Regions from separate parts of the Homo sapiens genome. Here region 1 is linked to region 2. A link is a loop called in an ENCODE intact Hi-C map of the cell type or tissue named here. Cell type or tissue: PC-9. All regions are shown on one strand. Each heading gives the region's core, and the rest is flanking DNA. Links, peaks and the distances in the headings are about the cores only. Region 1 has its middle 550 kb from the start of FAM239C. Region 2 has its middle 380 kb from the start of FAM239C.

Region 1 (8,340 bases), core at 86-8,085, 170 kb after region 2:
GAGCCAAGATCGCACCACTGCACTCCAGCCTGGGCAACAGAGCAAGACTCTGTCTCCAGATGAATAAATAAAGAAGGAAATAGGGCTTTGGTGTCCTAAGAAAAAGAACAAATAATTAAATAAAGGTGTTAATATGATGAGAAAGGGTTACTAATGTAAAACTAAAGACATCTACAGAAAGTATATAAACGCTCCTTTTTTCTCTATGTTTCAGTTACATTTTTTTCTCTAACAATAATTTGAAGTCATAGAGTGGATTCAAGATAACCTGAATTTTTGTGCCTTGTCCAACTCTAAACCTTGGGAGACTTTTACCAAGCTATTTAATGCTTTTCTAGGTTTCAATGACATCGCTGAAAAGAGAGTGAATGATAATTGTTCAACCTATTTCACAGAGAGTTGTTGGGAAGGTCAAAAATGAGCATTTCATTATAGGTATTTTATAAACTATAAACTAGCATGAAATGGAAAATGTTCACAGTTAACAGCATAAAATTCAACCCAGAGGACAAAGAGTTTAAAAATTGAAGAATGAAATTTCTGGGAGAAAATGTGTCCCTGACATAAAGGTGACATATTCTCAGGACTCAAACATGTTCAGGGGTGGGAAGAACAGTTGCTGATGCCAAGAACATTTTACCCTCATGACAAGCTCGGGACCTCCTCAGAACTATCCACAGCATTGGTCTTCCCTGCGTGTGTCAGCTCTGCTAAAAGCAGGAGAGAGTGTCGGCTCTAGTAAAAACAGAGCTATGGTGCGAGGCTTATGAAACCTCTTGCCTGGAAGCCACTCCACCAAGCATGTCCAATCTTTTGGCTTCCCTGGGCCACGTTGGAAGAAAAACTGGGGCCACACATAAAATACACTAACACTCATGATAGCTGCTGAGTTTTGTTAAAAATGCAAAAACATCTCATAATGTTTCGAGAAAGTTTGCAAATCCGTGTTGGGCCATATTCAAAGCTGTCCTGGGCTGCATGCAGACCGCAGGCCATGGGTTGGACAAGCTTGACCTACACCATTCCATATTCTTAAGGCAGAAGAAAACTCAACTGCCAGTGATGACCAAATATAATGAGGAAGAACGTAGGCTTTTATCTGTTGAATTCTGTTCCCCCCAAAAAGATATGTTGGCATCTTAACCCCTTGGACCCCAGAATGTACCCTTTCTTAGAGACAGGGTCCTTGCAGACATAAATAGTTAAGATGAAGTCATACTGAAGTAGGGTGAGACCTCAATCCAATATGAGTGGTATCCTAAGAAAATGTGGCATGTATACACCATGGAATACTACTCATCCATGAAAAGGACTGAACTAATGGCATTCACAGCAACCTGGAAGGAGTTGGAGACCATTATTCTAAGTGAAGTAACTCAGGAATGGAAAACCAAACATCCTATGTTTTCACTCACAAGTGGGAGCTAAGCTATGAGAATGCAAAGGCATAAGAATGACACAATGGACTTTGGGGACTCGGGGAAAGGGTGGGAGGGGAGTGAGGGATAAAAGACCACATATTGGATACAGTGGACACTGCTCAGGTGATAGATGCACCAAAATCTCAGAAATCACCACTGAAGAACTTACTCATGTGACTAAACACCACCTGTTCCCCAAGATGAGTGGTATCCTTATAACAAGAGAAGAGACAAAGAGACAGACACATACAAAAAGAAGATCATGTGAAGACAGAGGCAGAGATTGGAGTGACACAGCCACAAGCAAAGAAACTCCAAAGATTGCTGGCCACCTACAGAAGCTAAGAGAGAGGCAATGAAACAGATCATCCCCTAGAGCCGTCAGAGAAAGCATGACCCTGTCCACACCTTGATTCCGGAATTCTGACCTGAGAACTGTGAGAGGATACATGCCTGCTGTTTTAAATCACCTGGTATGTGGTATTTCTTAGTTCAGCTCTGAGAACAAATATGAGATATTCACTTTTTATTGTAGGTTACTCGGAGATACAGTAACTAATTCTCATCTAGAAATCGCAGGTCTGTATTGCGAGAAAGAGAGACTGCACTTTCCGCAAAAGGTAGTCATGACTCCATGAGCACCTTGCAGCAGCACCTGGTCCAGATGAAATTCCCATTCGGTCTTGGCTCCTTTGAAGATATTGATGACATTATGGTAAGTAAAGGACGCCAGACACAACACAACAAATATTATGATTCCACTGCTATGCAATATCTAGAATGGGCAAATTCACACAGACAGAAAGTAGAATGGTGGTTACCAGAAGCTGGTGCAGTGGAGGGTGAGAAATGAGAACTTATTGTTTGCACTCTTATGAGTGCAAAGATTCAGCTTTGCAAGGTGAAAAGAGTTCTGGGGATAGATAGTGGTGATGGTTGCACAATATGAATGTACTGTAGTTAATACCACCAAACTCTCAAAAATGGCTAAAGTGGGCTGGGCGTAGTGGCTCAAGCCTGTAATCCCAGGACTTTGGGAGGCCGAGGCGAGTCGGATCACTGGAGGCCAGGAATTCGAGACCAGCCTGAACAACATGGTGAAACCGCATCTCTGCTAAATATAGAAAAATTAGCCAGGCGTGGTGGTGCATGCCTGTAATTCCAGTTACTTGGGAGGCTGAGAATGACAATTGCTTAATCCTGGGAGGCAGAGGCTGCAGTGAGCCAAGATTGCGCCACTGCACTCCAGCCTGGGTGAGAGAGTGAGACTCTGTCTCAAAAAAGAAAAAAAGAAAAGAAAAGAAACCACCACCACCACCACCAACAACAACAACAACAAAATGCTAAAATGGTAAATTTTATTTTAGGTATATTTTACCATAATTAAAAAGTACTATGTTATTTTAAAAATTAAGGCTAACTTGGAAAAGTAAAGATTATAGTCTCTTGATCTGTAGTAACAGTGTCTTGAAAGGCATTCTTGGGGACTCTGGAGCCAGGCACCTTCCTCTTTGCTTTTTTGAGACAGGGTCTTACCCCTATCACCCAGGCTCTACCACAGCTCACTGCAACCTTGACTTCGTAGGCTTAGATGATTCTCCTACCTCAGCAACTCCATCTTAAATAGGGGCTGGGTAAAATGCAGCTAAGACCTGCTGGGCTGCATTCCCTGAAGGTCTGGCATTCTTAATCACAGGATGAGATAGGAGGTCAGCTCAAGATACAGGTCACAAAGACCTTGCTGATAAAACAGGATGCGGTAAAGAAGCAGGCCAAAACCAAGATGGCCACGAAAGTGACCTCTGGCCATCCTCACTGCTCATATAGGCTAATTATCCTGCGTTAGCATGCTAAAAGACACTTGCACCAGCGCTGTGACAGTTTACAAATGCCAGGGCAATGTCAGGAAGTTCCCCTATACTATATGGTGTAAAAAGGGAAGGAACTCTCAGTTCCTGGAACTGCCTACCCCTTTCCTGGAAAACTCATGAATAATCCACCCCTCATTGAGCATATAATCAGGAAATAACCATAAGTGTATCCAGTTGAGCAGCCCACACCACTGCTCTGCCTATGGAGTAGCAATTCTTTATTCCTTTACTTTCTTAATAAACTTGCTTTCACTTTACTCTATGGACTCACCTGGAATTCTTTCTTGTGTGAAGTCCAAAACCCCTCTCTTGGGGTCTGGATTGGGACCCCTTTCTTGTAACAAAATCATCTCATCCAAAGCTTGTAGGTTAGGGGCTTTTCAAAGACAGTTTAAGGGAAGGGGTCGGGGTAGCAGGTAACAGGTGCTTGCTGCCGATTGATTAAGGCAATGATGAAATCTTAGGGGGTTGAAGCTGTCCTCCTGAAGGCTGAATTGCTTCTGGGTGGGGCCACAGGAGGGGGGGTTGCTGGGTCCAGGTGGAGCCATGGGTATCAGACATGCAAAAAGACTGAAAAGTTATCTCAAAAGGCCAATCTTAGGTTCCACAATAGTGATGTTATTTACAAGAGTACTTGGGGAAGTTGCACATCTTATAACCTCTGGAATAACAGCTGGCAATCCTTCATGTCTGTGCCTTAGCAGGAATCAGGCTGTCCTCCTCCCTGCAGCCCGATGGCCTCCCATCAGCTTTACAACTGTGGTTGGGTTTCTGGGCAAGGCCTATTATCATTTAAACTGTAGCCTAAATGTCTTCCCAAGTTCGCTTGGCCCAATAGCGCAGGAATAATTAAGAGAAAGGCAAGATGAGGGGTGGGTTAGCTCAGCTTACTGTTATAATTTTTATCACTGATGATTGAATTTTTGCAAACTCGATTTTTCTCACTGATAGAATTTTTGCAAACACACACTTGCCAACTCACATATACTCACATGAACACACTGACACACAAACATGCTCACACACACCTGCACACAAACACACCATGCACAGAGTATTTTGCTACAACTTATTTTGCTCTTAGACTGATTCGTTTTTTCCTGCTTTAGGGAAAGACTGCTTTTAAAGCTGACCGTGAAATACAAGGGAATGTGCTCCTCCCTGAATTTCTTTTCTCTTTCTAAAAATTAACTACATGTAAGCTTAATTTTACAATTCTAAAGAGAGAGACACATGTTTGAGAACCTAGTATAAACAAAACGTGGTACATAGAAACAAACAAACAAATAAAAATCCTAGTATGTATTTCAGCATGTGCTTTGAAATCCTTTGACAAAATTGCAGAATCCTTTTAGGGGCTGAAACATTGACGTAATTCACAAACCACTGCAGTAGCCGTCTCTAATTCTCTCACAATTACTGTTAACACACTGGGTGAATACAAATTAGCAGATGAGAAAGATACCATGAAAACGTTTAAATTAAACTTGGCCCTGGCGCTTCCTGTAGGGGATGCTCCTGCACTCCCTAGAATTACCAAGAAGATTCAAACAAAAATATGTGAAGAGTTGGGGAAATAGGATAGCATTTCTGCCCTTGGTGATTCAGGTGACAACAATTAGAAGCATGATTAAGGATGCTATCTAGATTTTTATGGCATATATCTATACAAGGCTTTGAAGTTAATAGTGTTTTAAAGGATATTCTCGGCTTTTCTGTTTTTGTTCCTGAAGCCTTTTTTTTTTTTTTTTTGTTAGGAAACCATAAGTTAAATATGGTATCACATTGATAATTATAATGTCGGCTTAATTTTAAATCGTCCCCACAGTTGCCTTCTGGCATGTATAGTTTTGTGTGCTAACAAACATTCTAGGCCACTAATAATGAACTAACTAGGTAAAAATGGAATTATTTCTTTAGAATTGGAAATAAAAGAAGGAAACGTAAAAATGCAGAATAAATAGGAAGGCTGTAAATTGAAATATAAATTTAGGATATGGAAGGGGAACAGGAACACTCAGTGCATTAATATGCATCTATGAATTTGAAAATTCTTCTCTAATGAGGTAAGCATTCTGTGAACTTACTTGATGGGGATAATTTTGCATCATTGACATGATCTCCTTTGTACTATTCAGTTCTTGCTTTCCAACTACCTAGAATTTTTTGAAATATTATAAATTTTATGGACCAAGGTATGCTGCCATTGCAATTCAATCTGAGATTTTTTTGCTTATTGTATTATAAGCATTGCTAAATCGTATTGTGTATGTATATATACAAGCACACATACAAAATACAATAAGCCAAATATATGTGTGTGTATATGTGTGTATATATAATATACATATATGATATAAATATATGCATATAGAGGTATACACATATTTGTCATATATTTACATATGTAAACTCATGAGTATATGCACAAGTAAATGATGCTTATATAATGTTACATAGTTCTTAGCTATGATAAAGGTAACTAGATGACAACTTTCTTTCTTTTCTTTTTCTTTTTTTTTTTTTTGAGACAGAATCTCGCTCTGCTGTCCAGGCTGGAGTGCAGTGGCACGATCTCTGCTCACTGCAACCTCTGCCTCCTGTGTTCAAGCGATTCTGCTGCCTCAGATTCCCGAGTAGCTGGGGCTAAAGGAGTGTGCCACCATGCCCAGCCAATTTTTTGTATTTTTGGTAGAGATGGGGTTTCACCATGTTAGCCAGGATGGTCTCGATCTCCTGACCTCGTGGTCTGACCGCCTCAGCCTCCCAAAGTGCTGGGATTACAGGCGTGAGCCACCGCGCCAGGTCCAACTTTCTTTTTTTATACCCAAAATTGCTTAGGTACTTTCACTACTGACAGACTAGAACCAAAAAATTATTTGCATTTCTACAATTCTTTATATGGAGTACCTGTCCACTCTAGGAAAAAATGGTGGGTTTTTCTTAACCAATAAAGAAACCATGAATATGACAGTACACTTGTTGAGCTGAGGTTGCATGCAGACATGGATATTTGACATTGGATGGAATTTGGGTTGAATCAAAATCTCAGTGAGATGTTGGAATATGCTATAGTTTGGAAGGAACCCTACCCAAGAGGTAATTGCCCGGCAAGGTGTCAGAGCCCTAACATTGGAAAGTGGTCAGCTCTCAGACAGTAGGGTAGGAAATACAATTTACAGACAACAGTATGGGTTTAAAAAAGAAAGTTTTATTGGATAGAAAGAATGCTGCAGAAGAGTGCAGTGGGTGCCTCAGCAAGAGAGGACTGAGCTCGCCGTGGTGGATTTTCCTTATCCGTATTTAAGGACCTTAAAGCAGGAGCTGAAGGGTAATTTGCACCATAGTAGCCATGTAGGTCATGATAAATGATGACATTTGTAGACATTTTGGTGCCTTAATGTCAGCAAGGGTTGCACAATGAGTTTTGACATGCATGCATTCTAGAGTAACCAGAAATTCTAGTTACTTATAATTTTGGGGGAAAAGAAGCCTGATACCCTATACCAGCTTTAGAGAATAGAGGAGTCTAATTATTTCTGAATTCCTCAGATAAGGAGTCTGGCCTCTGGATGGTCTGCTTGATGGCCACCAGGTGATCTTTGGTCTCCTCAGTAATAATTAAGCTAGTCATTTTAGGTAAGGTGCCCTGGGAAACAGTGTGGGGAGGAAACAGGGGGAAGTGAGGGATGTAGCTGGAGGAACACTAGCATAAAGGGAAGATGAAGATCTCGGCAAAGAAGAAATGATAGGTCAGAAAGAGCACAACACAGCAGCCTTACTTGGAGGCAGTAGACAAAAATTCTACTCTACAAAGTCATGGTTAGGGGAAAAGAAAGGGAAAAAAGAGTTGGGTTTGGCAATCTTACTTATATGCTTGCAAATTCAACGATGTTGACAGTTCCTATGTTATTTTCATTTGAACTAGCATTTCTCTAATTAATACAGAATGTGAACAACATTTTGGTATATTGTTTACTCCAAGCTTTCTAGTATTGCTTTGGCTACCCTATTTCATTTTTATTCCCTTATATTATTTTCTTTTTCCTGCTTATTTTTGGTTTAACTTGCTTTTCCTCTTCTGGTTTCTTGAAGTGAAAGCCAGGGCTCCTTGATTTAAAATCTTCATTCTCTTTTGATATAGTCATTCAGAGCCATAAATTTCTTAGTACAGGTTTAGTGTTATCCTGCAAATGTCATACATTGTGGTTCCATATTCATTTTGTTCAAATTACTTTCTGATTTCTGATTTTTTTTCTTTGACTCTTCCATTGATAATTTACAACTGTGCTATTCAGTTTCTAATATTTGGACATTTTCTGGACATGTTTTAATTATTGTTTGTAATTTAATGCTATTGTGGTCAGAGAACATACATTGTGTCATTTGGATTTTCTTCTAATTTTTTGAGATGTATGATATGGTGTGGCTCTGTATCCCCACCCAAATCTCACCTGGAATTGTAATCTCCACATGTCGAGGGAAGGACCTGGTGGGAGGTGATTGAATCATGGGGACGGTTTCCCAAATGCTGTTCCCATGATAGTGAGGCAGTTCTCATGAGATGTAATGGTTTAAAAGGGGCAGTTTCCCCTGCGCATACTGTCTCTCTCCTGCCACCTTGTGAAGAAGGTGTCCTGCTTCCCCTTCCGCCATGACTGTGAGTTTCCTGAGGCCTCCTCAGCCATGTGGAACTGTGAGTCAATTAAACTTCTTTCCTTATAAATCACCTAGTCTCAAGTATTCTTCATAGCGGTATGAAAATGGACTAATACAATGTATTTTCAGGTCTAGAATGTAGTCTATCCTGGTAGACATGCCTGTGTCTATTTGATCACGTATGCATCTTAGAAGTTAACTCAAGAATACTTACAGGATACAAAAATATTCAACTCCAAATGGGTAAATTTTACAAGGTATGGCATCCAAAGAAAAACTTCTAATTATGGGAAACGGTATAAAAATGTAATAAATAAGATGAAGAAAAAATCAATCAATCAAAATGGTCCCAGAAATGACACAGATGTTAGATTATGCAATAACATTAA
Region 2 (8,340 bases), core at 49-8,048:
ATATTTGAAAATGAACTCCTCTGCTATACAAAGACTTCCGTTTATACTCTATTTGAAGGTGGTTACGATCTGAGCACTTCCTGGGCAACCAACTTTTCATTTAAAAAGGGAGTTCTGAGTACCCACAGAACTCTAAACATCAGTGGTTCCATTTCTCTGCAATTTAGGGAATGCCAAATAGAAATAGCTAGGTCAATAAATTTTTTATTGTGGCTGATTACTGATGAGAACTTTCAGCACCCTATTTAGAATTTTCAAGTTTTTGCATTAAAAAATACTGGTGGAACCCAGTGTTCAATGTCCCTTCTACCCACACATATGCATCCTGTGTCAGTGAACTTTGAGGTGGTCTATGCATCCTTTATTGTGGCTGGTGATTAATGAGTACTTTCAGCACCCTATTTTAGAGTTTCTGTGAACTTTATATTTTTTGCATTTAAAAACATGCTGGTGGAACCCAGTGGTCAATGTCCCTTCTACCCACACGTAGACATCCTGTGTCAATGAACTTCGAGGTGCTCTATACATTCTTTATTGTGGCTGGTTACTAAAGAGCACTTTCTGCACCCTATTTTAGAATTCATATTCTCTAGTTTTTGCATTTAAAAATATGCGGGTAGAACCCAGTGTTCAACGTCCCTTCTACCCACACATAGACATCTTGTGTCAGTTAACTTTGAGGTGCTCTATACATTCGTTATTGTGGCTGGTAATTAATGAGTACTTTCAGCACCCTATTTTAGAATTTGTGTGTACTTTCCAGTTTTTGCATTTAAAAACATGCTGGTGGAACTCACTGGTCAATATTCCTTTTACCCATATATAGACATCCTGTGTCAGTGAACTTCAAAGCTGCTGATTAGTTTTTTCCTCCATAATATTTGACCTCCATAACTGCTACTGAAACCCCAATTTTCCAACTTCCTTGACTAATTGAAGAATAAAGTATTATGAGAATTTTGAAGCTGACATTTCTATAAGGCTAAATTTATGTTGCTGTGCCCTTTAGGGAATGCTTTGGAAGAAAATTCCAGCATGGGATCATAGGATTCAAGGACTAAGGGTAATAATTATGCCTTCCTCGAACTTTTGCTAAACTCAGATCCATCTCTATGCATCACTTACATTAAATCAAGTTTAGCCTAAAGCTGCCTCCTTATGTATTTTAAGTTCAGCCTAAAGACTTCTCTGTACATCTTGAACTATAACATCTAAAGAAAGTTGTAAGCAGACTGTAGCCTACTCTTGTGCCAATCACTGAGTTTTGGCCAATCAAAGGCGGCCAACTGTTCAAATTGTGTTCAAATAAGACAGACACCGAGTTGTAACCAATCCGGCTGTTTCTGTACCTCACTTCCATTTCTGTACAACACTTTCCTTTGTTCTGTCCATAATTCTTCTACCACGTGGCTGCACTGGAGTCTCCAAGCCTACTCTGGCTCAGCAACAGCAATTAAACTCTGTTCGATTTAATCCAGCTAAGGTTTTTCTTTTAACACTTGATATACACTAATATTGATTACTGAGTGAGCATCCTATGTATTTCATCAGAGAATATTCCCAATCATTTCTGTCTAACAGGAGCATACTAACCATCTCTGTCTATTCCCTAATATATCTCATTTTTGTAAAAACAACAAACAAGCAGAAATGCTTTAATATTTCTCATAGCAAATATTGTATTAAAAAGAAATTATATCAAGATTATGAACAAATTACGACAATGATGAGATGTTCTCTTCATCAGCATGACACCCTTTAAAATTCATTGGCAAGACTGGCTGTAATAGTTGTAGAGCCTTGTATACCCAATGGTATGCAGAGTAGTATAATGGTCATTGGAGACTCATGGTGGAGGATGGGAGCCAAAAGGGATAAAAAACTACATGTTGGGTACAATGCACACTACTTGAGTGACAGGTGCACTAAAATCTCAGACTTCAGTGCTATACAATTCATCCATGTAACCAAAACCCACTTGTGCCCCAAAAGCTCTTAAATTTTTTTTTAAATTAAAAATATTTACCTTGAGTGTTGTACTAATCAGTTCAAACTGCTATAACAGAATACCATAGACTGGTTGACTTAAACAACAGAAATTTATTTTCTCAAGGTTTACAAAGCTGAAATGCCCACAATCAGGGTGTCCATTGATTTGCTTCCTGGTGAGGAATATCTTCCTGACTTGCAGATGGCTGACTTCTTGCTGTATTTTCCCACGGCAAAGGAAGAGAGAGAAAGAGAGGGTGGGTGGGAAAGACAGAGACAGAGAGAAGAGAGAGACAGAGACACAGAGAGAAGAGAGAAAGACAGGGAGACAGAGAGGAGAGAGAGACAGAGACAAAGATAACAGAGAGAGATAGAGAGAGAAGAGAGAGGAGAGAAAGGAGAGCGACAGAAACACAGACAGAAGAGAGAGGGCCGGGCGCGGTGGCTCACGCCTGTAATCCCAACACTTTGGGAGGCCGAGGCTGGCGGATCATGAGGTCAGGAGATCGAGACCACGGTGAAACCCTGTCTCTACTGAAAATACAAAAAAAAAAAAAAAAAAAATTAGCCAGGCGTGGTGGCTGGCGCCTGTAGTCCAAGCTACTAGGGAGGCTGAGGCAGGAAAATGGCATGAACCCAGGAGGCGGAGCTTGCCGTGAGCCGAGATTGCGCCACTGCACTCCAGCCTGGGCGACAGAGCGAGACGCCGTATGAAAAAAAAAAAAAAAACAGAGAGAAGAGAGAGACAGGGAGACAGAGAAGAGAGACAGAGACAAAGATAACAGAGAGACAGACAGAGAGAGAAGAGAGACAGAGACACAGAAGAGACAGATAGGGAGACAGAGAAGAGAGACAGAGACAAAGATAACACAGAGACAGAGAAGAGAGAGGAGAGAGAGAAGAGAAACAGAGACACAGAGAGAAGAGAGAGAGACAGGGAGACATAGAAAAGAGAGACAGAGAGAAAGAAAACAGAGAGAGACAGAGAGAAGAGAGAGGAGAGAGAAGAGAGAGACAGAGAAAAGAGCGAGAGAAGAGAGAGAGAAGAGAGAGGAGAGAGAGAAGAGAAAGAGAGAAGACAGAGAGGAGAGAAAGAGACAGAGGAGAGAGAGGAGACAGAGGAGAGAGAGAAGAGAGAGGAGAGAGAAGAGAGAGAGAAAAAGACAGAAAGAAGAGAGAGAGAGAAGAGAGGGAATGGAGAGAGAAAGAGGAGAGAGGAGATAGAGAGAATGCTCATATGTTTATTCCTCTTCTTATAAGGACATATCCCATCATGGGGGCCCCATCCTCGTGACCTCATGCAAACTTAATCACCTTCCAAAGGTTCCACTTCCAAACAGCATCCTATCAAGGGTTAGAGTTTCAACATAGGAATTTGGGGTTGGGGGAGCACAAACATTCAGTCTATAACGCGAGTTCAGGTGGGAATCACAGTACTTTTCAAAAGAGAGAAGCAAGATAATAACGATCATTGGATAAAACAAGATCGTTAACAGAACAAATGGCTTAGAAAAGAAAGTCCCAAGCCCTGTGTCCCTCTCCGTGATTCAGGAGCTATGTGTACTCCCAGTGGATTAACACACAGCAGAATCTCTGGTCAGTTTCTCTTCAGAAAAGGAAGAAATTGTGTTTTTTTCCTTACGTTTCTCTGAGAGGAACATAGAATTGTAGACACTCAGGTTGAGGTGAGCATGCAATGGGCACATCCCTCCTGCTATAAATCTCTTCTTGGCATCTCCCCAGCCCCCCAGCACAAGCTGATGTTCCTACCTCAGAAAATGTTCGCACACAAGACAACGCACACCTTCATTTAGGCAGCCACGTGCCTGGGGCAGGAACTTGTCGCTCTCTGAGAAGCAAAAAAGGGGTTGGGGCCATAGAATTGTGGACCAAACTATCTGAGATAGGTCTCAATCAATTTAGAAAGTTAATTTTGCCCAGGTTAAGGACACACCCAAGACCCAGCCTCAGGAGGTCCTGTCTACATGTGCCCAGGGTGACTGGGACACTGCTTGGTTTTATGCATTTTAGAGAGACATGAGACATGAATCAATATGTGTAAGATATACATTGTTTCAGTCCAGAAAGACGGGACCACTCAAAGTGGGGGCAGGAAATGGGGGCCTTCCAGGTCATGGGTAGATAACAGACAAAAGGTTGCATTCTTTTGAGTCTTTGCTCAGCCTTTCACTGAATATAAAATTTACATATGAGAGTGGAATAGAGCAATAGTCACTTATACTATAGACTGGCTCAGTGACTCTGCATTTTTGCGTAAACAATTGGGCAGGGGAAGCAACCAGATATGCATTTTTCTCAGGTGAGCAGAAAGATGACCTGTCCTGCACCTATGAAGATAAGCTATCCGCTTACATTGCTAGGGTGAAATTCAAAAGAACTCTGTTTTTAGGGTAAACATCTTGAGGTCCACAAGGAATTTCTTTGTGAGCAAACTGTGAGGGAGGTATGTAACTTTTTTTTTTTTTTTTAATCTTTGTAGCTTTCTTACTTAGGAATAAAATGGGAGACAGGTTTGCCTGATGCAGTTCCCAGACTGACTTTTCCCTTTGGCTTAGTGATTTGGGAGTCCCAAATCACTATTTTATTTTTATTTATTTATTTTTATAATTTTTATTTTTTATTTTTTAAATTTATTTTTCCTACACAGAAGTCTTTGTCAAAGCTGCGTTTATTGGTGGAAGAAATGAATTTTTGAGGTGTCTCTTTGTTTTGCAAAGTGATGACAGGGAAACAAAGATCAACCAAAGCACTTTTGAAAAATTTGGCAACCCCACTTCTAAGAATGAGGCCAGGTTGGGCTGAGAACCCTCATTCCAGGGAAACTAGTGGGTGACCGAGTTGAGTGGCTATAATCACTTCAGTCCAGGAAAAGCAGTCAATGAGAGAGATGTTCTGCCATGATCACCTCTATCCAGGGAAACTAATCCATGGTGGAGATGGTGGTCCCTGATCACTTCAGCCCTGGAAAAGCAGTCCATAATCACTAAGGCAGGCTGTGCTTGCTTCGGCCCAGGGGACACAATGATGAGGGACCTAGAATGTTTATTCCTAGTTGATGATAAGTGCACATAGTTACTTGAGTTACTCATTTTCAGAAAGGTTTATGCCTGCTTAGAAAAAATTCTCATGTTTAAGAAAACGTGTAGGATCAGTAGTATGTGAGTGGGCTTTCTGTTGTTGGATCTCTATAATTTTGAACTTTTGCATTCAATCAGGGAGGGTTACTGTAGGCCAAACCTCCAGTGAAGGCTGGTTCTGTGTTTTTCCATGGTATTGATTGTGATCTTATTTTTCTTGCTATTTAGAAGAATTTATTCTCTGGGGTTAATTGAGGATCTGCTGACATTCCTCGTTCATTCTTGTCACGAAAATTGTTTGATAACCATAGTTTTTTATGATATTTTAAATCCGAGACTTTGTATTTAGCTGTATGCAGAGAAAACTTTTTTTTAAATTTTTAAAGAGAAACTTGTTAATGCCCTGTTTTTATATTTACTGCAATCTCCTTTAAATGGACTACAAGCACAGGTGCAACTTTTTGTGTTTTTTTTTTTTAAGAGATGGGGTCTCACTCTGTTGCCCAGGCTGGAGTGCAGTGGTGTGATCATAGCTCACTGCAGCCTCAATCTCCTGGGTTCAAGTGAGTCTCCCTTCTTGACCTCCTGAGTCACTGAGATTATGGAATTGAGACACTGTTCGGCACACAGGTGTGATTTTTAAGGAATTCTCACCCACTTGCTCAAGACATGCTATCAGGATCTAGATGTCGTCTAGATAATGGTATTCTTCTGGAATCATGGTTGCAGTTGCACAGGCATTCTCAGGGGCTTGCTTCTGTGTTCATAATCAGAGGCACGGGACATAATAGAGGATCCAATTTAGAATGGCTCAGCTTTAAGCAGTAATGGAAAAATTTATGGGTGACAGGAAGAGCAACAAAGGGTCAGTTTGCTATTGGAATACTTACTTCCAGTTGGGTAAGTGAAAAGGAAAGAAAAAAGGAAAAAAATCGAATCATTTCTGTTGAAAAAATTCGAAGCATTTCTTTGAAAAGAAATGTTAGAAATTTAAATTCTAAGATATCTGTTTCTTATTTGGTTTAGATATGAACCACTCTCTAAACACAGCCCAAAATGAAATAACAAAAACAACAATGGCAGCTACACCAGTAACAACTTCTACTGGGCTCTGAGCCACCCACCCCAGACCCCATCTCTTACATAAATAGGAAGATATTTTTGCATATAATTTTCCTCAATTAAACATAATATTTCCTGGAAGTTTCCAAAGAGAGCTTTGGCAGCATAAGCTGGACAGCGATTAGGAATCCTCCAGTGATCCATGAAAATGTCTTTGAGGACTATGTGTGGTCATGGATTAACCTGCAGGAATAGCTTGCTTGCACGTCAGAATGTAAATTCTAACTTTCCACCCACTAACAAGCCTGTTTCCTTCCAACAGGAGCATGTCGCAGGGTTTTCCTACTACTAAGTACCATCTTTAATAAAAGAAATCCCTTCTCATTATCAGAAACCACCAGTTTCCCTCAGTTGTCTTGTTTACCTGCTGAACAACCCCAGAAGACATGCCTAAAGCACGTACTTGGCACTGAATAAATATATGTTGGGCAAATGAGATGCATTTCTCTATGAGACAACTAATCCAGAAAATATATTTTTTTCCTGTTGCAGAAGTCTTCATTAAATCACCTAGAAAGTTTCTTACTACCTATGTTCATTTTAGCTCAAAAATTTCAAGGTATGTTTTCTTCCTAAATAGGCTTTCCTATAGGACAGTGCTTCTAAACGTGTGTTTGGTATGTAGAACCCAGGGTGTCATGGAGACCCACTCAGGGAAACAGGCAGGCCAGAAGTATTTTCATAATAATATGAAGACATTATTTTCCTTTCTCACTGGGTTGACATTTACCTTATGCTGCAAAAGCTAGTGACTTAGCATGGATGAAGGCAGTGGTACTAAGCCTTATTGGTTTGTTATTTCATTCTTTCTGACTGGCACTAACAGTAGAACAAACAAACAAAAAAGAAAGAAAACAAAATTTACCTAAGGAAGTCCTTTATGAAACAAATTCATTCACTTATTACATATATATTGACCAACCCCTGAGTACACATCTTTTTACGGTGGAACATGGGTTTTACTAGAATAGGGGAATGATAAACTATGTTTCTTCTGACTTCCAGTCTAGGGCAGACATTTCTTCCAAAATGAATGAAGTGAATTAGTCATTTCATGGAAAACAACTAACAGCATTTGTTGACAGTGATGCATTTGGACTTGCAAAAGAACCATAGAATTTTGGGAAACTTGCATCCAATACTATAAGCTAGACAATTTTCCAATACATAAGGTGTTTCATAAAGAATACATCGGTGGTGACTAACATGTGATTTTTTAAATATTGCATAATAAAAATTTGTCAAAATCTGTAAGATCAGCAAAACTTAGGGAAGCGATATTTTCCAAGTGCATATTGTATGATGCTACACAATCATGCATGGTTAAAAGAGCCCCTCAAAAATGCAATAGATAATTAATGTAGTTAATTATTGATATTAATCTAACAAAATAAGAAAATTTCATTGATAATGATTTCAGATTCCATATGGCAATCTAAAATTTCTTTAAAAAACTGCCATTCCTTGGGTTTTGGTGTAGTATCAAACCCCAGCTACCTGCAAACACTATTAGAATATTTCTCCCTTTTCCAATTACCATCTGTGAAAGGCCAGATTTTCTACATATATCAGACAAAACAATATATTGCAGGCCAGGCGCAGTGGCTCATGCCTGCAATCCCAGCACTTTGGGAGGCCAAGGTGGGTGGATCGCTTAAGCTGAGGAGTTTGAGACCAGTCTGGGTGAAACCTCATCTCTAAAAAAAATAACCCATCTCTAAAAAAAAAAAAAAAAAAAAAAAATAGCTTGGTGTGGTGGCATGCGCCTATAGTTCCAGCTACTTGGAAGGCTGAGGTGGGAGGATCACTTGAGCCTGGGAGGATCATTTGAGCCCAGGAGGTAGAGGCTGCAGTGAGCTATGATGGCATCACTGCACTCCAGCCTGGGTGACAGAGTGAGACCCTGTCCCAAAGCAAACAAACAAAAACAAAAAACAAAAGAAATCATTGCAACAGATTGGATACAGAAGATAAGAGAGTTCATCTGTCCTTTATTAAACTAGACATTTAAAAAATTTGCAAACATGTAAAAGAATGCCATACCTCTCATTAATTTTTTTTGCCTTAGAACATAGAGTTATTTTAAGCAAAATATGGTATTTATTAATTTGTAATATTTATTATTGCCATT

The links. Hi-C counts contacts between places; a loop is a spot of excess contacts. Peaks named below come from ENCODE experiments on the same cell type or tissue, not always from the same donor. Only the 100,000 strongest peaks of a DNase experiment are listed, where the experiment ranks them.
Region 1: it touches region 2 in a loop (5-fold over the local background); 1 of 110 quality-filtered maps calls a loop at or near these places.

Annotation. Positions count from the first base shown.
Region 1 is chrX:4,481,359-4,489,698 of GRCh38, forward strand. No RefSeq gene overlaps it. Among named protein-coding and RNA genes, the nearest start is that of FAM239C, 550 kb to the left of the region's middle. In PC-9, for the core only: no CTCF peak of the experiment used is centred there; a DNase peak (open chromatin) is centred at 3,113.
Region 2 is chrX:4,311,760-4,320,099 of GRCh38, forward strand. No RefSeq gene overlaps it. Among named protein-coding and RNA genes, the nearest start is that of FAM239C, 380 kb to the left of the region's middle. In PC-9, for the core only: no CTCF peak of the experiment used is centred there; a DNase peak (open chromatin) is centred at 4,342; H3K27ac peaks cover 2,738 bases.